Linked DNA regions of Homo sapiens: all the other regions are linked to region 1. The links are chromatin loops, found by intact Hi-C in ENCODE. Cell type or tissue: dorsolateral prefrontal cortex. All regions are shown on one strand.

Region 1 (8,000 bases):
CCTGCTGTGACCCCACTTTGCAGGGCCAATCCCCTTGCCCCTTTCTATATGACACGTGTCTGAATCTGAGCCATCTGCCTCAATTTGCGCAACATCTTCAGCCACAATGGCACCCAGTTAGCCCTGACAACAGCTCACAATACATAAAAATAAAACTGCCGCGCTAACAGCACGCTGCGGACTATTCAAGAGCAAACCAACTGGTCAGTGTCTCATGTCTGACAATTAGCATGGGCCTCGCACAGAGCCCACGGTGTCCACAGGGATCTGTTTAATTACCATCAACATAAAAGAGGGAGTTTATCAGGAGACACTCAGAAAAACTTCACTCCCGACTTAATTAAAATATTAGCCACTTAAGCAGGAAGCAGATTCTCTTTAAATGAAAAGTAATTTCTTTTTTGGGTTTTTTAAAAAATAACATCAAGATCTCATAACACATTAATTTTTTTAAAACCAAACAAGCCATTTTTGGACAAATAAAATCATGAACTAGGTTGTCCAACAATAATTAGAATAATGTATCCAAACCAAAACAGATATGCTAATTTTACTAAATTTCAAATATTATAAACACTTTGAAGTTGTGTTTTAAAATGTTAGCTAATGGGCTATCAACAAAATATGTTAGAAAATCTTCCTAGGCATTTGCTTGTGCACTCTACAAGCATGCTGAAAACTTGCAAGGAATCTGACAGAGCAGTATTCCTACTGAGAGAAGCAATTGTAAGTAACCAGTTTAGGAATATAAATCATACCAATGTTTTTAAAGAGGTTTTTATAAACCTCTTAACACACACATCCATCTGCTTTTCAGACGTACACATGAGAGATTATGAACTAGGTACCTCAATTTCATCTTTGAGAAACATAAAGATCACCAGCCCTAAAATGATCTCTCTTTTCTAAGGCTCCTCACAGGTTTATGCATTTCTTTTGTCTAAATTTTTCAGGCTCTTCTGCTTCATAGGAGAATGCTGTTTCTATATTCCTGTAAAACCACGTCACCAAAGGATATGAGGTGGCTCTATTTTCCCATTCATTTATGCAACTTTTCCCACAGATTCGGTCATCACGTGTGTAATTCACTCAACAAATATTTCAACAGAGGTCCCTATTTCTGACAGGGTTATAATTATGTAAACAATAGTCTTATTAGTCCCTTTATTTACTTAACACTTGTGCCTTGGGACCATAGAGAAGGAGATTATGCCTGAATAGGAACACAAAAGCACTGTTGTTTGAATTTCAGGGTGGCACAGCCCCAAGGCACATTTTGTCTCTTTTCTATTAAAAAACTTAGAGTTAATGTTACAATTAATATAAAGTTGGCAGAGACAAATGTCAATTTTGGTGTCAGTATGTTGACAGAAATTAGAATTAGTATCTTGGACATATTTTTGAAATCCTATTGCCACAAAAGTCTCAGTACTATAAAGAATAGGGGTATGAAAGAAAAGAGGCATCTGCTTACGCTGCAATGGAAACACACTAAGCAAATCATCCTAGCAACATAATCTGCTAGCTGGTGTAAAAGCTACTGCCTTTATTAACTAGGTCTCTATGTTCTAGTGGACACAAATGGTGGAAGCAATGTTTTAAAGCGGAAGACTAGAAGATCAGATGTTCTGACATTCTCATTTCACAGTTCAGAAAGGATATATTTAATTGGAACACAGCATGATCAAAATTGGTTTGTTTTGGCCCTCGGAAGGCAAAAACCACTACCCCAGATTTATTCATCATTTAACTCCTGCACAGGCTATGCTTCAACATACATGCAAAAAATAGTTATGGAAAGAGTACTAATTCATAAGTAATAAATAGCTAGCTTTGGGATGTCAGAAACATTGATTATAAAGTCAGCGTGGGTCAGATATTTACATACTAAACTTAATGGCTGACATCAGAACCTCTGTGCTTGGCCTTGAACTAAGATCACACTGTGACAAAATTTTTTCAAAAGGCATGAGAAATTTTTGATCACTATAATGATGATAGCAGCTATCATTTGTTAAGCACTTACTGTGTTCTGGCAGTGGGTTCTAAGTGCTTCACTGGAATTATTTCATTTAATCCTATGAGGCAGGTCACTTTATAGATGAGGCAAGCGAGGCCCAGAGAAGTTGAAGAACTTCCTCAGGGCCACACACCAAATTTCTGGTTGAGCAGAAATCTGAACCCAAGCATTCTGATTCCAGGTCACACAAATTATCTTCATATATACAAAAATGCACCCATAATAATTTGTTTTTATCAGTCAACAGATAAAGTTTTTCCCATTTACCTAATATACACATAATCTATTATTGTTCCAAAAACATTAAGAAGGAAGAGTCCTCTCTTCAAAAATTGTTTACTTGATTTTGTAGTAATGCGTAATTCAAAGCGTGCGGACTTGATTCCTCATATATTTTACATTTCTGCCTTTAAAGATTTAAAACATTTTAAATATCCCCTACTCTCCTCTCCCTAAAGAGACACCAGCAATGAAAAATACAAAGCCTTTTTGAATGGAGCTGTAACACAGGGAGGGACTACGGGGAGACCAATCAACCTCGAAAAGCAGTAACACCACAAATGAGAACAAATAAGTGCGATGACAGTTAAAGATGTATTGCCTGTGTATGACGGGCTCCATGTTATTAAAAGGACACCATCTAGATATTTTTCATTTCATTCTATCACCAACCACTTGCTGTTTGTAATCACCAACTGAGAAGGTAAAACTGTTTGGCTATATCTGTATTTCATCTTATTAAATGTCTTTGTCTATTATCTCCAGCAATTGACATTTAATCTTTGAAGCCTATAGGAATTCTTAAGATTTACGAAAAAGACAGAATAAGCTGGTTGTCAAAGCTAAATAAAAAAAAGTTTCATTCTTCTTAAAAAGTTATTTTGTCTTAACTATAGTCATAATTATAAAAACAGACCAAATAGCAACAACAAATTTGAAAAAAATCTAATATCTATAATACACAGATTTATTCTCCATGCACTTAAACTATACTTTTTAAGATTTGTAACAAACTGGCTATAAATCATACATGTTCTTTGTTAGAAGGAAAAGAAATCCTATAATTCAATTGTTCTAACAATTAACATTAACGGTACAGCATGAATTTAAAAGTATTTATCTGAGAGGCTGCGTCAGTCTCCAGGGTAGTCACAAACATAACATTTTTTACACAGAATCAGATTTGCTATACTTAATGCAACAGCTCTAAGACATGCTTTTTCTTCTCTTGGATAGTCTTCCTGGTTTCTGATTTTTCTATTCTGAGTTCAATTTTCTTGTGCTTTCTGTTCTACTGGTTACCAGAAGCTGTGACAATGACCCACTCAGGCTAAAACTTTTTTTTTTTTGTACTCTGTACATGAAGCCTTCAATTACTGCCTGCTGAAGCAGACAGAATCCTATTAGTAAGAAAGACGATCACAAGATGCAGTGCCCTGCCCTAGCTGTATAAAAATAATTAGTCCAAAGTTGACAAATGTGTAATGAAGTCGCACGATCATTATATGTAAGAAATACTGGTTGGAATAAGCCTCCTAAACATCAATACCAAAGTATAGTGATTTGGAGCGCTATCTGCCAAAGGATTTAAAATTATAAATCTTTATTACCTTGAGTTATTATAGTAGAACATTTTAAACAGGCAGAGAATTTGTAAGTTGTAAAAAATTCTATTTTGTTGACTATAAAATTGCATTTTAAAGTTAAACCATTACACTATTGAATTAATAGTGAAGGACAAAAAAAGCATTTACACGTGATTTAGTTTTAGAGAATTTACACAAAGCAATGTATTTTTCCCAGTTATTTAAAAAATCACCTAACAATATTGTAGTATTTTCCTCTAACGTTCAAATGAGAAAAGTTAAAATAAAAAATAAACAACCACCATAATTTAGGACTCTCTAGTTCCTACTCTAATCTTCAGAGATGGTATAAAAAAATTATTCCCCACACTATCAGGCCAATGATGCATTCTCTTTCTTTATATAGGAAAGCTAAAAAATCTAAGTGCCCTTGCTTAAAGAAGACATAAAACATCCCAGTTATTTCAGAGCATTTCTGGTTTGTCTGGTGGGGGTGGGGTGAGATGGGGTTAACAAGGGAAAACTAATAGTAAAACAAATACATTCTTACCCCATTCTCTTTGATTCCTTACAAAATTGTCAAACCAGAAGGAAAAGCATCAAGAATACCTTTCTTTCATTTTTACGTGAAACAGTTACAGATTCCCATTAGTAAAATTGTTGCATTAGAGGACATTAAATGGTGAACTTAAATAAAACTTAAATAGAGAATGTTTTAAAGTAAAAATCAGCTGTGCAGTTTGGTTACTTCTGAAATATCCAAATATGCTTTCTGTGTGAAAATTAACTGAGGTCCGCATTTGTTTGTCAATGAACTGATGCTCAGGGCCTGCAGAGTTCAAAGCAGTCAGATAAAAATGCAGTGCTGTCCTCTAGTGGACAGCCACCAACCTGAGAAAGAACTGTTTTGATTACTAAAGAGGTTCTACAAATCTTCAGTCCTGTTTGAGACTCAAAATTTGTCATATTGTAGAAAAGACCTGAGCCTGATAGTTTTATACTTAAAACTATTTATACAAAATTTTGTTTCTGTTTATACAATGAAGAAGGTTGACAGTAGTATCAGGGCTTATACAATTAGGGCAACAAGATGTCCAATGTTATTTGAAAAGCAAAAATTCTTTGGAGAATTACAAATTCTCCAAAATTACCCAGAATTCAAATCCCATATAGTTACCAACAGAGAAGAAAACAACTAACAAACAAAAACAGTAACTCAAAAGTTAATCAAACTAAGAATAGAGAAAGGGAAATATTAGAGACCCCATCAAGAAGTGTCTTTGCCATTTGTGTTTGCAACCCTAGCACCAGCAAAATCTGTCACAAAGGTCTCCAAAAAAATACTAAGTGAAGGAGCTACACATTATAGATCTTTTTAGGATACCAAAAATAATGTGTACCAGTATTTCCCCTATTAACAACCTTCAAACAGGTATGCAATAACAGTGATTAACTGGGTGAGTTTAAGGCCTAGATATGGAACAAGTTGGCCAGGCACAGTGGCGCATGCTTGTAATCCCAACACTTTGGGAAACCAAAGTGGGAGGACTGCTTGAGCCCAGGAGTTCAAGACCAGCCTGGGCAACATAGGGACACCCTGTCTCTACAAAAAAAAAAAAAAAAAAATTAGCTGGGCATGGTGGCATGCACTTGTAGTCCTAGCTACTCAGGAGGCTGAGACAAGACGATTGCCTGGGCCCAGTTCAAGGTTGCAGTGAGCTACAACTGTGCCACTGCACTCTAGCCTGGGCAACAGAGTGAGACCCTGTCTTAAAAGAAAAAAAAAAAGAAATGAAACAAGTTGTTCTTTACCTGTACTTGAATTAAATAATAAGACTTTTATTTTAAACCTGAAATAAACTGTCTTTATGTGTGTTGATAAATTAAAAAGTTGACTACTTGGTTGCCAATGGATACACTGTTTCACTCACAGCACCAGACTTTCCTAATAGTTAAGGACCTAGTGACAACAGTAAACCAACATTTATTCGACTAGGATTGTAATTATCCACAAGTTGCATATGGTAAAAGCTTGCAAATTTAAAAAGTGACAGGATAAACAAAATCCAAATTACTAATTAAGATATACGGGGGGGTGGGGGAGGGGGAGAGGGGAAGGAATATCAGTAGTGAATACAAGTTAATAATGAAAGTTGCTCCAGAATCTTACTGAATAAGCTAAGAACTAAAATAGAATCATGGCAGAGACAGGATGTTCTGTCTTCAATCAAATATCACCTTTTCTCCTCAGAGGGTTAATTTGCGGTTCATGAAAAGGCAAAATGAGTAGGTAAGTGTGACAACTTTTTCAACAATATTATTGTATACAAATGTCAGGATTTCTGACTATGGGTGAAAATGTGAGATGGCTGAGACTGCTGAAAGACATACACAGTTATGGTCTAAGACTGTTTTATAGACACTGCTCTAATGTACTCCCGTAATGGACAATACACTGTCTTGCTGGAGCACTCTGGGATATGTGTAAGAAAAATTAAACCAAACATCTCATCTACTGGCATCCCTTACTGACTAATCAGTAAAAAATAAAACATATAAACATAGGAAAAAATATTTTGAAATGTGTCATGTGGCATTACAGCTTGATAATTCCAGGCAGCCTCAAACTGTGGACTTCGGAACATTTGCCTTCCAACCACTTGGAGTGCTGCCTAAAATAGAGATTCCTGGGCTCTTTCTCAGATTTACTGAAGCTGAGTTTTTGGGGTGGGTTCCAGAAATCTGAGTTTTACACAAACTCACACATGATTTTTTTGTACAGAAAAACCTTAGCGATTTCGGAGCTACATGTTTTTTGTTTTCTGCTTTTTGGCCACTGCACTTACTCATAAGTGCTGTTATCAGAGGACATGCAATGTAACAAAAGCAAGGCACCTCAGTTTCCACGACATTGAACACAAACCTCCTTCCTAAACCCTTCCTGGATATTTCACAGAGAATCACATGAAAGTTTTCCTGGCCCTGAATGAAACTGGGATCCCCACAGCTAACGCCTCTAATCTCCTACCTTCGAACACATGAGGTCTTGCCCTTTCACCTTTGCAGTCCATTCATATACTGGTTTAATGCTGTCCATTTTGCCCTTGGGATACACTTTATTTATGTATTAGTTTACTAGTATTGTCTTAAGTAATATGCATTAAGACCTTCACAATGTATATCTCATTAAAATAAATTTGAATATCTTACACAGGAAGTGAAGATATTCAGCTACATATTTAATAAATGCTTTTTGATGATGATGGAACTTCTCATTTTTGTAATACTCCTTATCATGCGTTAACTGTAATTTGGAAAACAGCAGATTGACGCAATGACCATAATTCTGTATCTCTCTTTTTTTTTTTTTTTTTTTTGAGATGGAGTCTCCCTCTGTTGCCCAGGATGGAGTGCAGTGGACCATCTTGGCTCACTGCAACCTCTCCCTCCTGGGTTCAAGCAATTCTCCTGTCTCAGCCTCCCAAGTAGCTGGGATTACAGGCGCCTGCCACCAAGCCTGGCTACTTTTTTTTGTATATTTAGTAGAGACGGGGTTTCACCATGTTGGCCAGGCTGGTCTTGAACTCCTGACCTCAAGTGATCTGCCTGCCTTGGCCTCCCAAAGTGCTGGGATTACGGGCATGAGCCACCATGCCCGGCCACTCTGTATATCTCAATAAGATGATTTTGTTCTCCAAGAGCAGGTTTTTCAAGTAAGTACGACAGAAATGAAGATAAAGTTGAGTCTCTCAATAGTATACTGTTTGGCTCTGATCCTATCACTCATTTAGAAAATTACAACTAAAAATCATATAATCTAACAGTAGAGCTGCTTTCTCAATTGATCTTTAAAAGTGTTAACGAAATAAAAAATGTCTCTGGTTTTTGAAGTGTATTTCATAAAACCTGTGCGCCTTTAATTGGCTTTTCTTAATGAGGGCCATTTTCTGTTGCTGTGTTAGGAATCATTTTCTATTAAGTGTTCAATTAAAATCTGTACTTTATACCATTACATACTACTCCACATTAATAAAGGTTCACTTTTCCTTAGATAATTCTTACACTAAGTATTTCTTTACCTGGCATTTAATGTAAAAATGTATAAAATTTGAAGAGTAGTAGAAATAAAGTATTCCAAAATTAGGCAATGGAAACTCTATTCATTAAAGGGTTAGAACGAATACACTAATTCTTATTAAAAGTCCTCTCAGAAAGAAAAGATCCTGAAAAATTAAATAGAACATAAGCCAGCCAAGAGTAACTTATCATATTGAAAATTTTAATCTCTTAAAATACTAGTAGTAAAAATGCTTTTCATACTTGGTGTTTTTAAAAATAATCCCAAACTGATTACCATTAATAAATATTAGAGTGGCTTTGGTCCTACTCTTTAT
Region 2 (8,000 bases), 140 kb before region 1:
TGTTTAGGTCCCTTCCAAGTCTAACATTTCACTTATTCATTTGATCATTTATTCATTTAGTGAACTTTCTGCATGCTATTACATTAGACACTGGAGACACAAAAATGAATATGACAGAGTCCTTGCCCTCAATGAGTTCAAATTCTTCTTATAGAAGAGTGCTTAAAAATATTTACAACACCGTGAAATATTTGCCAAACAAGGCTCATATCATGTGCAGTAGGGTCTCAGAGAATGGGTCATTTCAAGGAAGAGATATCAGGAATCTTCTTAGAAGCTGCTAATATTTGAGCTGGTTTTGTAATGCATCAGGTGGACAAGAGGACAGCCTAGGCCTGTGCTCAAAACAGTCCATGGACTAGCCCACCACTGCTAGTGATGTATAACATTTTACATAAAAACCTCAGAGACACTAGAACCCCTGAGAAGAAAGCTCGGGATAAAGTATAATGTAATGGTATGTCAATGTGTTCCTGCCACAGACCACCAGGAACAAATGGATTTGTTGACATATTGCAAGGAAAGAGAACATGCACCATGAGGAACCATGAGGCAGCTCAGTAATAGGGGTTAGAAAGGACTACTTATAGGACTTAGACTTCAGTTAGGTGATTTGGAGGAGCGTTCAAGGAAATAGAGGGTTCTGCTGTGCATTGGATTCCATCAGGAAACAAGATAAATCTTTGATTATCTTAACAAATCTTATCTAAAAGATGGGAAGAATGAAGTGAGGCTAAAGCTGTAATTGGCAAAGCAGCAGCAGTCGCTTCTATTAGCCTGATAAGGGAATGTCTGATCATTTTTGTGGTTTGGACAATGTTCTTGTTCTGGTTTGAGATCAGACACGACTATGAAGGGGTCTTGATTTGCCTTATCATGATATTCACAGAGTGGCCTTGTCTGGAGTTCTGTGAAAGTGTTCAACAGGAGACTACTAAGGCCTAGCTGTGAGGGCCAGGCAGGCTCCTAATGGCAGAGGCAGCTTTTCTGTTTCTCAGGTCTTAGAGTCCTTGAGAGCTTCAAAGGCTGGAAAGCCCTCTATCAATTTCTCTCCAATTCCCTGTTTAAGTTTATATTCAGTTCATGCAAGACTTATTTGTCCAATGCTGATGGGCTCATTTAGAAACTCTGTAAAGCTACTCTCCCTGGAAAACCTGCCTGGTCAGTCCTGACCATGTCCTGGACCGGGTCTTCATGACCTGGGATCACACAGCCAGGTCTGCCCAGACCTTTTCTGCTCATTTTCATAGACAAACAACTTGTTTCTGCACAGAGCTGCCCTCTTGTTGTTAGCCTCCTGTAAAAGCATTTTTCATCCAAAGATGTTCACATTTACTATCACCCTATGAAATCAAGTACCTCAGAACTGGAAATGACTAACCAGTCTTCCTGTCACCAATTTCTCCTGAGTTCAGTCCACCTTCTCTGTCACCAGAATCACTGTCCTACATCTCTATTTTAAGGAGTCCCTGCCAGTTCTCTCCTCCTCCTCCTGGAGAGAGAGCGAGCTCATTTATTGTACAACCCAACGTCCTTGACAACCCAGCCCCAGCCCACCTCTGTGGTCTCATCTCCCACCGGACTGTTTCCATCCCCACACACCCAGGAACTTCCCCAGCGGGATGCCACTACACTACTCTCTCCTTTGCTTTGCCCGGCCAAGAATTCATCTTCACCGCAGTGTTAGTAACTCCCTTTCCCTTGCTTATTGTACTTATTTTTCATATATCCAGGACCACATGTGTCTTGTTGGGCTATGATTGTGATCTGTCTCACTCATGGAAGGCACAATGTCCTGGCATCCCCAGTGCCCAGCATGATGCCTGACAGAGAATACTTCCCGCAAGAATCTATAAAGAAAACCTGTATACAGAGAGGGACCCTTCTACCTCATTCTACAGCAGTAGCCTTCGGCCTGTGTTAAAACACTTCTCCTGATAGGCACATCACTAGCTCCCAAGGTGGCCCATTTTAATTCTCAATAGCTTTGTTAGAAAGTTCTTCCTCATATCAGTCTCAGATTTGTCTCTCCCCAAAATCCAATTCCTTTTGAACACTTGAAGTCAGCACTTTTTTTCTTCTTATCTTCTCTTTTCCAGGAGAACACTTGGGTTTTTTCTCTCCTGGTTATTCCTCTGGACACATTCCACTTTGCTACCATCTTCTTAAAGCATGAGGCCCAGAGCTGGACACAATTTTCCGGACATGGTTTGAGGAGTTTAGAGTAAAAGAGAACCATCAGCTCCCTCATTTTAATCTAAAATCCCATTTGATTATTTGGCCCCATTGCCATTGAGCTATAGTCAATTCAAAGCCTTAGTCTTTCAGGATTTTTATGTTTTATAAATGTTGCAGCTAATTCATGTCTCTCTTAACTTGCAAGATTGATTTTTTGGACCCATAGATAGAAGCTTGCATTCATCCCAGTTACATTTCATCTTTTGTATTTAGCCCATTATCTTATCCTAAGGACTTTTTGCATCCCAGTTCTCTTCCTGATTGGCATACTCTACAATTTCGGTGATCATGCTCTTTACACCATCTTCCAAATTAATACAAATGCGAGACAGAATCAAATTAAGCTCAGAGCCCTTATTCTCTTTCCTTCTGCCTTATTTTCTTTTTCTTCCTCTCTTACACTCTTTCCTCCCTGCCTTGTTCCAAAAAGTTGCAAGGCTGCTCTCTAGGGCATTATACTACAAAACTCCTAAGATGACACATATTCAAATCAGCTCATTTCCAGAGAGCCATGCAACTAGTTATGAATCCAACCAAGGTCCTGGCATCACACACATTGTTTCTGTCATGCCTACAGGATACTGTACGAGGCAATCCTCCCTAATTCCAGATTTATTAGGCCTATGATAATTCTGTCTTTTGTTTGTTGTGGCTTGTCCTGAAGACCTTGAGGCCAGTTTTCTCTTCTAGGAGCTCACAATCAATCTTTTTAGTGCTTTGTTCTAGAATCTTCTTTGGAACAAACAAGATCTTCTTTTCACAACCCCAGTGACATTTATATATCTCCTATTTTCTAAAACATGAAAAATAATGGTATCTGCAGAATATCTGTATGTAGTAGCTCTACAGTGATATTTTCCTAAGGTTTTTGTTTTGTTTCTAAAAAGAAAGTCTAATTTAATCTAGAAACTCGATAAATTTAAGCCACTTCAAGGGGAGCACACCAAGTGTAGACTTAAGACATTTAATATAATTCAGTGAAGATCTCAAGCTTTCTAACCTGCCTAGAGTTGTGTCGGCATTTCTCTTCTTCCTTCCATCCCTACCTGCTATAAGTGAGCTTTAAGGAAGTTACTGAGCACTTTGGTGAAAGGCTAGTCTAGTTCAGGGATGGAGAATCATAATTGATCCTAATCCGTGATCTTAAGTCAGCTTTTCTGTCGGTGGAATATACTTCAGGATACTTAAAATTTGAGCCTGAAGATGCTAATCTAACCCAAACCTATGCCAATGTGTAGAATAATTGGAAAGGAATTGGCTAAGAACGTTTGACTCTCCTCTCCTGCTCTCAGTAGTCCTCATGGGTTGCTGGCCAGTGGGGAAAGATAAAAGAGCCTCAACAATAACTTGACCTAACCTCAATAGTGCAGGTAGATATTGTGCTGAAGTAGGAAAGCTTTGTAGAGCTTTGGGTTCAGCAAAAAGGCCTGAAGTACGTCTTTCAAAGTCAGTTCAGACATTACTTTCTATAAGAACATTTTTAGAACTTTCCCCAGGCTGGGCTGAGCCCCAGAACATCCTGGGCACATCTCTGTCACCGTCTTTACTAAAGCATTTTGAAATGACATTTTTGACATGTTGGTCTGCCCACGCCATACCTTGATTTCTTTGCAGGGTAGGGGCTGTCTTATTCATCCTGGGCTCCTGGAGCCTAGCACTGTGCTTGGCATGAAGCAGGGGTTTGACACATATTTACTAAATGTAATGGAGTGATTTCTCAAGGCTTTTAAGTTCATAATGTCCACTGTACATTTTGTTCGGCTCTCCCTCTTAATTTTAAAAGGCCACATGAAATTTAATACATTATTTCGGATTCATGAATACTTTGCTGATTACATTAGTCTTGTTAAAGGAGTCCATTATTCCAGAAATCTTGTTAGAAGAGAGCTCTTTGTCGCTGCAGAGTTTTCCATGGATTGCTGGAGCTTGAGAGGACAGGGGGTGCCTCATACCTTCTGCTCTCTTAGGATTCCAGAATGTTAAGGAAGAGGAATGCCTTAGACATCATCTCATCAAGTCCCCCAATTTGAGAATGAGAAACTCCAGTTCGGAGATTTTTCCAAAGACACAAGAAGGTGACAGGGTCAGGATTAGAACCCCAGTCCTGTGAGCCTAAATGCCCATTCCGTGACCCTCCCTGGCCACCCCATGGGATCTGCTAACTGGACTTTTGGCTTCCCCACCCCGTTTAGGTTGCAAACTGTGTTCCCTGCTTAGTCTGTGGGGCTGGGCCAGCCTCCAGTGGAGGAGCAGCCTACACAGGTCATTGCAAGGGTGTGGGGCCTGAAGGACAAATAAGTGGGACTTCCTGCTTGATCAGCTGCCCCGGCAGTCGCTCGTTCCCTGTGTGTGGTTGCTGTGGCTCCTAAAGTGTCCTGTCATCCTCCTTCTGAAAGAACACTTGCTAGTGTCGACATCTGGATGAGGAAACAGAGGCTCCGATGTGGCAGTTGGGAGCGGTCCTTTGTCAGAAGCAGCAAAGGTACTGATTTGCTGTTGGAAGGGTGGAGGCAATTCGTGGACAGGGGCTCTGGTAGCTTAGAGGTGGCTGAGGTAAATGTTGCTCCAGGAAGCTCTCCCCCTGAGGGCAGGTGGGTTGGAAAGCCACAGCCACGTGGGCTCCAAGTGGGCTTTCAGGGGCCTTGGGCACATTATAAGGGCACGTGTCACAGGCGGAGTCCTTCCTCTAAAGAGCCTAAAGAGCTGGTCAGGCATGCGTTAACTTTAGGCTCCAGGCCATTCAACATCCCCCACCCGAAGGGAAGCAGCAGACCCCAGCCCTCCTGTCCCCATGGAATGTGTGGGTACCTTGCAGTACGCCAGGGCCCGGGATGGGGCAGGAGCCTCTGGGTTCTTCTGTGGTTCTTCTCTCCCTTTCTAGCACATGCAAACACAAACCTTCTAGGGCTTTTCCTTCGTCTCCTTCTAGGAACTCAACAGCCTGTGCGAGGAGGAAGGGGTACGATTCCCCACTTCAGACAAGCAGCAGCCACAGACCAGCCCCTGCGCTACTACAGGTGCCTTTCCAGCCTCCGTTTGTCCACTCTGCTCCCTTGTCCTCATTTTCCAGTGAAGAAGAGCGGGGGCATGTGGGGTGCTGGGGCAGTGCGAGGGGTGCTAGAAGTGTCCTGCTAGGTGTTTCCCACCCCCAACAAAGCTCTGTTGCAAATGATGTTTTCGTTGTATTGTTTAATGATAATCATAATAATAATAACAAAACTTTGACTTGAATAGTATCTAGAACTTCTAACTACTTTCTAGAGTTGTGAAATGGGAAATGAACAGCGAGAAGGGTGGTGGGCAGTCCTGGGGGTTGTGGGAATGTAAGTGTGTGCCCATCCTCATGCACCTGGTCTTGGACCCCTCGGAGGTGTCTTGCCTTTCCTGCTCCCCTTAGCTCCTACAGCAGGAGACGGAGCAGGAGTGGGGCGGGTGGGAGGGAGGCAGGGTGGATATGGGCGGGCCTGAGGACTAAGCAAGGGCATGGATGTGGATGCCAGCAGCTGGCAGAGTGCCCAGCATGTGGTAGCCACTGGGTGGGCATCAGCTCCCTGTCTTCCTCTTGCCTCCCACTCAGCCCCAAAGGAGTGGAGCCAGGGTGGCTGCATGTGGCCATGCAGGTTGGGCACTGTGAGCCTCAGGGGCACCATTCACGTGGACAGCAGTGGAACCCCCTGGAGTTCCAAAAAAGGTGGCCCTGCCCTGCACTCTCTTGCTTTGTTAGGACTTCTAGATACGAGGCATCCGACTGCTGCCCTGGAGGGAGGGCAAAGGTATCCTGTGCTCTGTGGATTACCCACTATGGTTCAGGCAAGCCCAGTCCTACTTTCATGAAATGTATGGTTCTGTTGGGGAGGTGGCCAAGGAGCCAGGTCATTACAATGCAGTATATGGCCGCAGGAGGACAAGGGCTATGAGAGCACATGGGAAGGCAATGACCCAGCCATGGAGGAGGTGAGGTGGGGGGTCTCCATAAGCTTCCCTAGGTGCAAAGATGTCCAAGGGAGCCATTATGTAAAAACACCTTACAATAGGCCCTTCTATGATATATTGCTTCCCAATCTGGGTGTCTTATAAGCAGACCAGATCTGGACAGGTAGTTTTTGAGGACAGAAAAGTCCAAGGTTTCTTTAGTCTCCAACTTCCATTATCCAAATGAACAGTGGCGGCCACAGCCCATCAGTAAGGACATTCCACATTTCACACTCTGAAGTGACAATGGAATACGTGCTTCAGAGTTCAAGGAGAAAGGACAACTTTGCAAAGTAACTGTCCTTAGTGGCAGAGGGGTTAGAAAGTCTACAATTTAAGAATTTGTCGCAAAAGCAATCACATCACTGAGATATTCAAACAATCCAGTCAGGCTTCTTCTCTTCCTATTATCTGAACTTTTTTTTTTTTTTTTTTTTTTTGGGTAGCCAAATAAGAATAAATATCACCAGTAGGGGGAATAGATGTCTAAAAAACAAACTCAAAAATGTTTTTCTTACATGAAAGTGGCTGTGCACAGTACTAAATGATTTCCATATCAATATTTCTTTGTTTATGGTTTGCTTTAAATGCCTTTCACAAAGATCATACAAGAAAACAAAAATGTTAAATACATAAAATGCACTTTTTAAGGGCATTTTGGCAATAGAGCCTATTCAACAATAAAATTTAACATTCCAGACCCATATTTCACTGCCTTAAATAATGCTGCAATTCTTATCACAGCCTCCAGGCACAACCCGTGGCTATAATACACAGAAAGGAATCCCCGAATGTCACCAAGGACTAGAGCTCCAACTCTTGGGGGAGAGCCCCCAAAATCTGTTTTGAAGCTAGAAAAATTAGTTCAATCTATATCAGTATGAGTATTCTGTTTAAATATATAAACAGGTATTCATATATTTACCACTTGTGCAGATAATTTAGACAGTGTTTGTTGTTATGAGGAATTGCTTGGATTATGTTCTCATTTTAAAGTTTTTAGTCTTTTTTTCCATGATCTAACATGCCATAAACACAGCCCAGGTCCTGCCCATGTCTTCTCTTGATATGCCGTCCAGGCCAGTGGTTTATGATATTAGAACATAACCCCACCCCTGGCACCTAATGGTGAATATGCCAGACAGGTATTCACACAGAGAGGGGCACTAAGAGGGGAGGTTGCTAGAGTTCACTGTGGGGGTGTGTGGCCGGCTACGCATGTGTTTGTGTGTGTGCATGTGTGTGTGTGATTACTGCCCAGTGTGGCTGACACATCCTGTGCCCACAGCCACCAGCAGATGCCACCAGATTGCTCCCGAAATAATCAGTTATACATGCCAAACTTAATGAGCAGAAGATAAATCAGAGGTGGGATTAGAATTCCAGGCCCTGAGAGAACGGCCCTCCTGTTTGGGTTAAGAGAACAATTCCACAGGGGCAGCAGCCTGGCACCTGGCTGAGTCCACTTCAGCTGGTCCCATCCCAAAGCCCTGGCTCACTTCCTGTGTGCTCTCTCAGGGCCTGCAGGCCGGAAGAGGCAGGAGTCCCAACACTCCTTCATTTATTTCTCTATTTAGGACGAGTTCTCCCATGCACAGGGAGGAATTCACAGAGATTGAGCAGGAAAATCAGTTTAATTACAAGAGAAACCAGGAAGAATGAGGCAAAAATAAGGTCAGCTTAAAGGTTTAGAGATGTTCAAGGGGCAGGCGGGATGGTGGTGATTTGCGGGGAGGCAGCACGGTTCTGCTCGGCTTAAAATTGGTGCCAGTGAAAAGACCAGGGAGAAC
Region 3 (8,000 bases), 360 kb before region 1:
CCGCGCGTCTCCACGTGCGTGCACACAAGCGCTAGTGTCCCCATCCCACAGTCGCCCCCGGAACGGCGCCGGCTGTGCAGCGATCTCCCACACGCACTCGCTCGTATATTCTGTTTTGTTGTATCTTTCAGGTCGATAAATGAATGTGTAATAGTTAATGTGAAGACACATCAGAGTAATAACAATGGGACGAAATCAAAGGATTATCCATCTCTGTTAGTAACCGCTGAATAACAATGTTGCGGCATGATTGATAGCCCGCTTCATTTTATGACTTTTCTATTGGTCTTGATTTTTATAGCAGTATAAACAAACTAAATCATTTCTTGCAAGACTTCAGAGCATAAGCATCTCGGGGGGGGGAAGGGAGAAAGGAAAGAAAAAAAAAGGGAAATCTGAGAGTGGGAAGGGGGCGGTGTGGGGCGTCGAGGCGGGGAGGGCGCAGGCTGGAGTTGGAGCCAGGTGCCCGCCGCCAGCAGGCAGAGCGAGAAAAACGACAATAGCCTGGATGTAAAAAGCTCCCCCCTGCTCCCGGTTCCCTCTCGGTAGCTCGTTTTGGCCAATGTCTGAATCCACCTGGGTAGCGCCTGATATGTATTTACCAGAGTTTTATTCCCCGTCATCTTCCCACGTTCCTGGGGCAGCCGGGAAAGTGCCGGTCAGGCCCATTGCTGTTGATAATTTAAGGCATTTCCCACATGATCATGGGAACTGAAGTCCCTAACAAGGCGAAGCTTTAGCGCAATGGCCCCCAAATCTTCGGAATGACAAGAATGTCTTCAGAAATCACTTCAAAGCAAAGTAAAAGGATTTTCTATGACGGATCCAGTGATTTTTCCTCAATAAATAGGTTTTAGATTGTTACACACACGTAGAAGTGGAACAAAGGGAACTACCAGAAAATATATTGGTTGCCCCTAATAAAATTTATTTAGACAGTTTACTTCTCATAAAAAATAGAGATTGAATTTTGTACAAGATCCTGCCAAGGGACGATGCACAGGGAAATCATTTTTTTCTTTCTCCTTTTCCCTCCTTCTCTTTTCTAACGAAGCACAAAGAGCGTTCACAGGCCAGGGAATCGGCTCCTGACTCCAGCCGCCCTGCGCGCCCAGACAGAGCCAGAGAACTCTGTAGCTGCGAGGAAAGTCGGCTTGCTGGGAGAATTAAAAAAAAAAAAAACAAAACAAAAAACAAAACAAAAAAAACTTGATGACTGATAATGTAAATTACAAGCACAGCAACTATCAAATCAGTGTCTTTACTCCTGCTTTGCCGTCCAGTTCCAGATCAAGACTTAGAAATGTGTGTCTAGACCGGGAGGTGGGGTGGGATGGGGCCCCCGGGCAGCTGGTGCCTTCCAGAGGAATTTGTGCTGATTGTATTTGTAATTCTGATTGTCTCTCTAATCGTATTTCTGCGTGCATTGTGAATCCTTTGTAGACACAGAAACAGACAGAATAAAAATATATACCGGGTGTTGTGGGAAGAATTGGGTAGTATGCCCAGAGCCCTAATTGCTTTTCCACTTACAAAAACCTCGGAGGTTTATTAAATGTAACTTTCGGCTGCTTGAGTTGTTTGTAAACTGCTCTCTTTTCTTTGCAGACAGTGGGCTGAAATATGGCGCGTTATTATTCACATTCCTGCTATTAAATGCTGAATTGTAACATTGTTCCCTTTAATGAGGAGCTCCTCCCTCAATAATTAACGATCTCACATTTTCCTATTTTCTTGCCTGATGAAAAGAATCAATTTTAATTCGTGGTAAATTACAGCCATGCTTTTGGGTATTATTTGCTTACAGAAAACAAATCAAGTGACTTGCACACTCCTGTTTACTTTTCCAGATAGGCAATAATCCAAACGCAATGGCAAATCAGATCGTGTTCCTCAGGCCTACCTAAGAAATGGAAAAGAATTAAAGGGTGGGGACACATACTAGAAGAAAATAAGGACGCTCTCAAGTCCACTGTGCTCGGAACAATGATGACCACTTTTCCCGCACATCCTGCCCTGGGTACCAGAACCTACACTCCCCCTCAGCCTCCACTCTCCCCACCTGACCCTGTCCCAGACTGGGGTTGGTGGTCTGCATCTGGCCACTCTGGAGTTTGAGACTGCTTAGTGTATGGCTTATTTTCGGGGAGTCATTTTGAGGGTGGGATGACTAGTAGGAAGGAGACCTGGGAGGGCGGCCAAGTGTCTGTAAAGGGGTAAAAGGCATTTCCATGCTTCTCTGCATAAAATAACTCTCTTGAGGTTTCCAGCAATAGAGACCACAGCCAAAGAGGCTTCTCTTCTGAGTGCCCCTGCCCGGCCACTGTGAAAGGGTCCTCCGCTCGCCTTCGGGAGAGGGCTCTGGAGGGCAAAGTGAAGCGTTTTTAACCCTTCTCAAACAGGCCTGGGCCCAGCCCAAATGTGCATCTTCCTGGCCTCCCAGGGCTGGGAGCGCAGGGACTCCGGGAGGCTCTCAGCCAGCTGTTCGATTGATGTCGCTGAGGGGGCCCTCTGGCCGCAACAATTCTGCCTACAGGACCCAGGATCCCCAGCCTCGGAGCCAAATGCCAAGCAACGTTCAGGATCCACACTTGGGGCTTTCTTTCTGTTTTTTAAACGCCGGTAGCAGGCTGCGTGTGCATGACACGTGTACTTGTGTGTGCTTGTGCGAGCAGTGCGTGTTCCTTGCCTGTTCACTCACACGGAGGGGGCATGCCAGGCGCTGCGGAGGGGCAGAAACCTGCCCCAAAGAGTCTCATTTCCTATCCCACCCAGAAGCCTTTCGCAATACACGAGCTCGACATATACACTTTTTTCTTTTCTGCAGTAAACAGTTTCCCACACATTCGAGTTTGCAAACTTCAACCAGACAGTCCACCCGCCTGACTTTTCGTGGGTGCAAGGGCCGGTCCCTTGCTCGTTTTTTCTCCCATCTTTCCCTTCTAACTACTGGCGCTCACGGCCCTCCACACAGAAAGCTCGACACAAAACAATGACGGATTAGTATCCGCCCCCTGACTGCGTATCTTGCTTCTCTTTTTTTTTTTTTTTTTTTTTTTTGCCTTTCGCCCCGTAATTTTAATGGCCCCAATTAGCCACACGGAATATAATAAGTGACATGGAGATTTTGTTTGCATGTGTTAAGTTCGTTGCTTTTCTGATTTCTATTTACTCAGGATAAATAATCATATATCAGTTATTCAGTTAGGTGACAAGGCTAGTAATTGGAATAAAAAGAAAAACATCTCATCCTTATCTCTTTCTATAACTAGATATAGCGCTAATAAGACTGCATCAATCTTATCTAGCAAATAAATAAAATAGACAAACAAACAAATTCGCCTCCAACAAGTTAATGCGGTGTATCTGAGTGGAAAGTAGATATTTTCACGCATTCTGGAGATGAGGAGTGACTTTTAATAAAATCACAAGAAAAACAAATGTAATTCTGTAAGCCATTTCTTCGAGCCGCCTGCGCTCGCCCACTCCCCGCTCGCTCCCCGCCCGGCTCCTACGTCCCAATCCTTTTCTTTTCGGGCGCAATTAGTGCCAGGTTTGCAACAGACGCCGGGACTCGGCCGCTCCAGCGACTCTACGCTTCGGGGGGTGGGGTGGAGGAGGGAGTTGCATCTATGGGTGAAGAGCCTTTCTCAAATAGGATTTCATCTCCCTATCTTTTCCTCCTTGCATCTCCTACCCTTTCTCTTCCCTTTCCCTCTTCCCTTTCTCTCTCTTTCCCCCTTCTCTTTATGCTCTCTTCCTTTTCTCTGTTTGCTCCTTTTCCTCCTTCCTCCTTTCTCTTTTTCTCCCTTTCCGTCCTCCACTCCTTCCTCTCATTCTCTTTTCCATCGGTCCTCCCATCCGTCTCTCTTTCCCCTTTTCGCTCCTTTCCCTTTCTCTCTCCCCTTTTTCTCCTTCCCTCCCTCTCTTCTGTCTTCTCCCTTCCTCCCCCTTTTTTTTCTCCCCCGCTTCCCAGACCCTCGTCCCCTCCCCGCAACCCGAGTGCGGCTAATTCCGGGCGTCTATATTCACTCAATTAGAGAAATCTACAGAGAAGATCGATCTTCCATCTGCAGACATGCCAGCTTAACAAATTAGATTCTTGTTTCGTGCAGGTGATTTGGTGACAGTTGGGGAATTAGAAGTAATAAGTTGTTGTGTTTGAGCCCGGGCCCCCGCCCCCCGCCCGCGCCCCTCCCCGCCCGGGGGCCCCTCGGCCGCGCCCGCCGCCCGGGCACCCCCTACCGCACCCCCCAGCCGGCCCGCGCCGCCGCCGCCGTCGCCGCATCCCCCGCCGTAATTAGTGCTGCTGCCCTCCATGTGGGCTCGATTAAACCGTGATTTAGCCGAAAGAAATATAATTATGGCTGCAAATAAAATAATCAGCATTGAAGAGCGATTTCCTTAATGAGATGGAGCGGTTGCACGTCACGGAGTAAAGGGGTCTCATTAAGAGGTGGTAATGAGGCTTGGGTGGATGGTGCAGTTACAAAATAGCCCAACTCCTCTGCAGGCCGGGCCCGTCCGCCCGAAGTGGCCGCCGCGTCGCCTTCCAGCGGTCCGGAGGTGCCGCGGTCCCAGAGGGGACTCGGGCCCGCCCCGCCCGGCCCCCAGGGGGCGCAGCGCCCGCAGCGCGGCCTCCTCCCGGCGTCTCCCGCGCCGTCGGGCCGGGCGGGGGACACAAGCCGCCGCAGCGGCTAGGGGGCCCCGCCAGCCCGGCCCGCTCCGCCTCGGCTGGGCGGCCGGGTTGGCACAAGCAACTGCCAGGCCCCCGAACACTGGAGAAGCCGGCCCGAGGGAGGGGCCCTTGCCTGGGGCGGGTGCCGAGGGTCAGTCCAGGAAACTTCTGGAACAGGTGGAAGTCCTCCCGGGTAGATGTGAGCTCCATCGGGAAAAGGGTGTCACAAAAACAGGTGCTCAGAGGCAGGGGTGCCACCGCGGCACCCCAGAACCCCGGGTCAGCTCGCGCGGACACCGCGTCTGGGAGTCCTGGCGTGGAAGGGCCTCGGGGGTTCTCATTCTCTCCAAGTCTCTTTCCACATTTTATTAAAGTACTGAAAAGGCAACAACTCTGTTTTTACCATGTCTTTTTTTTAAGTCTAAAATAAATTATTCCAAAGGGTCTTAAACGGGTACCTCTGATCTTTCTGGTTTATTAGGCCAAGGACGACCTATGAATTTCTTCTCTGCATCACAGTGTATACATGTGCATGCTCCCAATGTCCAGAGGTGGTGATGCCTCAGTATTTATTTCTAATTAGGTTGTTAGCCCTCTCCTTGGCTCAGTTTCATCATTTAGACCCATTCTTAATGGGACAAGGAAATTTACGTTATTTACACAAGGTGACCAATGAGGCAGCTGACACACTTTCCTTTATTCATCCAACCAACATTTGCTGAGCATCTACTATATGTTGGGCACTGAGGGGGTGAGAGATGAACAGAGAGACAGATGCTTGGCTTAGTAGAGCTCACAATGGCCTGCATTGAATTTTTCCACTACAGTAGACTGTGGCCATCAGGATTTGTACCTGTAGGAGGCAAAGATAACCCAGGAAGAAGCTCAGTTTGTTTTGGTGGGCTCTCACCCTCTCTTACCTTCTCAGTCTGTATTTTCTTCTCACCCAGAAACCTGAGATCTCAAGGAAGAAAGTAATTTGAATTAACTTTCTTAGGTGTTAAGAGTTAATGTAATATCCTTCACGGAATGTTCCCATTTTTGTAAAAGGACTGCAAGGAGAGGCACATTGCCTAGATAAGTGACTTTTCCATATCTGCCTAGTGGTGGTGGGAGACTTGAGACAGAAGGATTTGGGGGTTACTGTGATCCAAATACTGGTTCCCTAATCAGCCTCACCAGTGCTGATGGAAACTCTTGCATATTTTTAAGAAATGTTTTTGGGGGGTGTGAAAGCTATGGACCACCTCCCATTAAAATGCATTTATTTACCAAAAACTTTAGGGGGTTCAAAACCCCTCTTGAGCTGCCTATGGGCCCCAGGTTATAAAAGAGTGATATTTGGGTGAAAATTTATGATTATCATCTTCAGAGAAAAAATGCAAATCTCTAGAGGAGTTCTACCAATAAGTCTGAATGTAGGGAACAGCTGGGTGAAGAATCAAAAAGAAATTGTCAAACCAGTAAGTTCCAAGAAAACAACTGGCTAGAAGATGCATGCAGTCTAACAAATTTATAACAATTTCATATCTTCCATCTGACCAAAATATAGGTTGATATTAATCCAAACCTATATTACATGTTTTCATGTTGCAGAGAATTGTCAGGAAACCTGGTTTGTTGGTGGGCAGCTCTTTCTCCTAGAGGCAGGCCCTGGGCAGTCGGCACTCTGGCTGGAGAGATCAGCCTCATACAATGGTGGGTCATAAATAAACAGACCTAACCCTGGGTGGAGGTGCAAGTGAATGTGATTAAAATTTACACGCTGGGACCACAGAGAGTGAAGGGTGATTAAAGTCTGTCTTAAGCCTACTAAAGCCCCCAAATCCAGACCTTAAGCTAATTCTTTCATTCACTCCCCAAAGGCATTTCACACATTAGGGCCTGAAAGCCAGTAACAGGGCTGCCTTCTCCACCCTCCTGCACTTTCCTAAGTTGCTGACATATGGAACCAAAGAGCCTTTTCTGTGTAGGAGATAGCTCTTTCCCAACTGCTTTAGAACAAGGATTTACTCTACCCCCCCTTAATTTTTGAGAGGTCTCCAAGTCACCCATTAAAAAGGAGATGGACTTTTACATATATTTTCCCAGCAGAATTTTTTTTCACACTCTAGGAAGCAGCTGTGGTAGGGAAGGGAATATGTATTAGTTAGGATACACAGGCTGCTGTAACAGAGACCCCAAATTAGAGTGGCTTAGAACATATAGGATTTTATTTATCTCTCACATAACAGCCCATGAAAAACATGCCAAGACCAATATGGCAGGAAGCTCTAAAAGACTGGGAACCTAGCCTTCTTCTTCCGTGTGTGTGTGTGTGTGTGTGTGTGTGTGTGAGAGAGAGAGAGAGAGAGAGAGACAGTGGCTATTCATAGGCATGATCATAGTGTACTGCAGCCTTGGGCTGAAATGATCCTCCTGCCTCAGTCTCTCCAGTAGCTTGGAAAACAGGCTTGGCCACCATGCCCAGCCCAGCCTTCTTTATTGTTCTCTGTCTTCCTTAACATATTCTTCCATCTTGCAGCCTAAGATGGCTGCTCCAGCTCCTGCCATCACCTCTGCATGTTGGGTAGCTGGAAACGGAGATGAAGAGGAAGGCTCATTCCTTTCTTTTAAGGGCATGGCTCAAAAATGCTTCTATTACTTCCTCTCACAATGCATGGAACAGAGTTTAGTCACATGGCCATACCTACCTAAATAGAAATTGAGTGCTATAGTCTTTACCTGAGCTGGTTAAAACATGAGAGAGAAGGCTCCATGGTTTTCCTGCTCTGGGAGGGGACAAAAATGCTATCTTCAATATGGCCCTAATTTATGACTTGACCCCATCTTCAGTCTTCTCTAATACTTGTACTGAAAAAAAAAATGGTGTGTGTTTGCCAGAGGAGGGATGGAAGGTGGAAAGTGGAGGCAGAGGGGCCAGGTAGTAGCCTAATGTAATAATCCAAGGGGAAAATGATGGCTGCTTGGACCAGAATGAGAGCAGTGGAGGAGGTGATAAGTGGTTGGAATCTAGAAGTATTTCCTAGGAAGCCTAGGATGTGCTTCTAGATGTGGGGTATGAGAAAGAAGAGCCGAGGATAATGCCACTCATTGATTATCTATTCATCCATTGACTGTTTTTTTTTTTAGAGACAGGGGTCTCGCTATGTTGCCCAGGCTAGCCTTGAGCTCCTGAGTACGTGGGATCCTTCCACCTCAGTGTCCTGAGTAGCCAGGATTGCAGTTGCTCACCACCACACCTGGCTCTAAATTGTTATTGAGCACTGGCTGTGAGCAAGGCACTGAGCTAGGGCCTGTGGATACAATGGGTATAGTCTTG

The links. Peaks named below come from ENCODE experiments on the same cell type or tissue, not always from the same donor. Only the 100,000 strongest peaks of a DNase experiment are listed, where the experiment ranks them.
Region 2: it touches region 1 in a loop (7-fold over the local background); 20 of 110 quality-filtered maps call a loop at or near these places.
Region 3: it touches region 1 in a loop (3-fold over the local background); 46 of 110 quality-filtered maps call a loop at or near these places.

Annotation. Positions count from the first base shown.
Region 1 is chr5:78,004,079-78,012,078 of GRCh38, forward strand. The region is part of intron 26 of AP3B1 (adaptor related protein complex 3 subunit beta 1); the gene reads right to left. Among named protein-coding and RNA genes, the nearest start is that of TBCA, 230 kb to the left of the region's middle. In dorsolateral prefrontal cortex, CTCF peaks have their summits at 4,477 (motif pointing left) and 4,679; DNase peaks (open chromatin) are centred at 103 and 4,453; H3K4me3 peaks cover 333 bases; H3K27ac peaks cover 4,508 bases.
Region 2 is chr5:77,860,609-77,868,608 of GRCh38, forward strand. No RefSeq gene overlaps it. Among named protein-coding and RNA genes, the nearest start is that of TBCA, 88 kb to the left of the region's middle. In dorsolateral prefrontal cortex, CTCF peaks have their summits at 6,704 (motif pointing right) and 7,502 (motif pointing right); a DNase peak (open chromatin) is centred at 7,483; H3K27ac peaks cover 1,168 bases.
Region 3 is chr5:77,641,056-77,649,055 of GRCh38, forward strand. No RefSeq gene overlaps it. Among named protein-coding and RNA genes, the nearest start is that of OTP, 6.3 kb to the left of the region's middle. RefSeq lists enhancers at 3,956-4,516, 4,371-4,420 and a silencer at 4,531-4,750. In dorsolateral prefrontal cortex, a CTCF peak has its summit at 4,569 (motif pointing right); no DNase peak of the experiment used is centred here; H3K4me3 peaks cover 2,580 bases; H3K27me3 peaks cover 5,408 bases.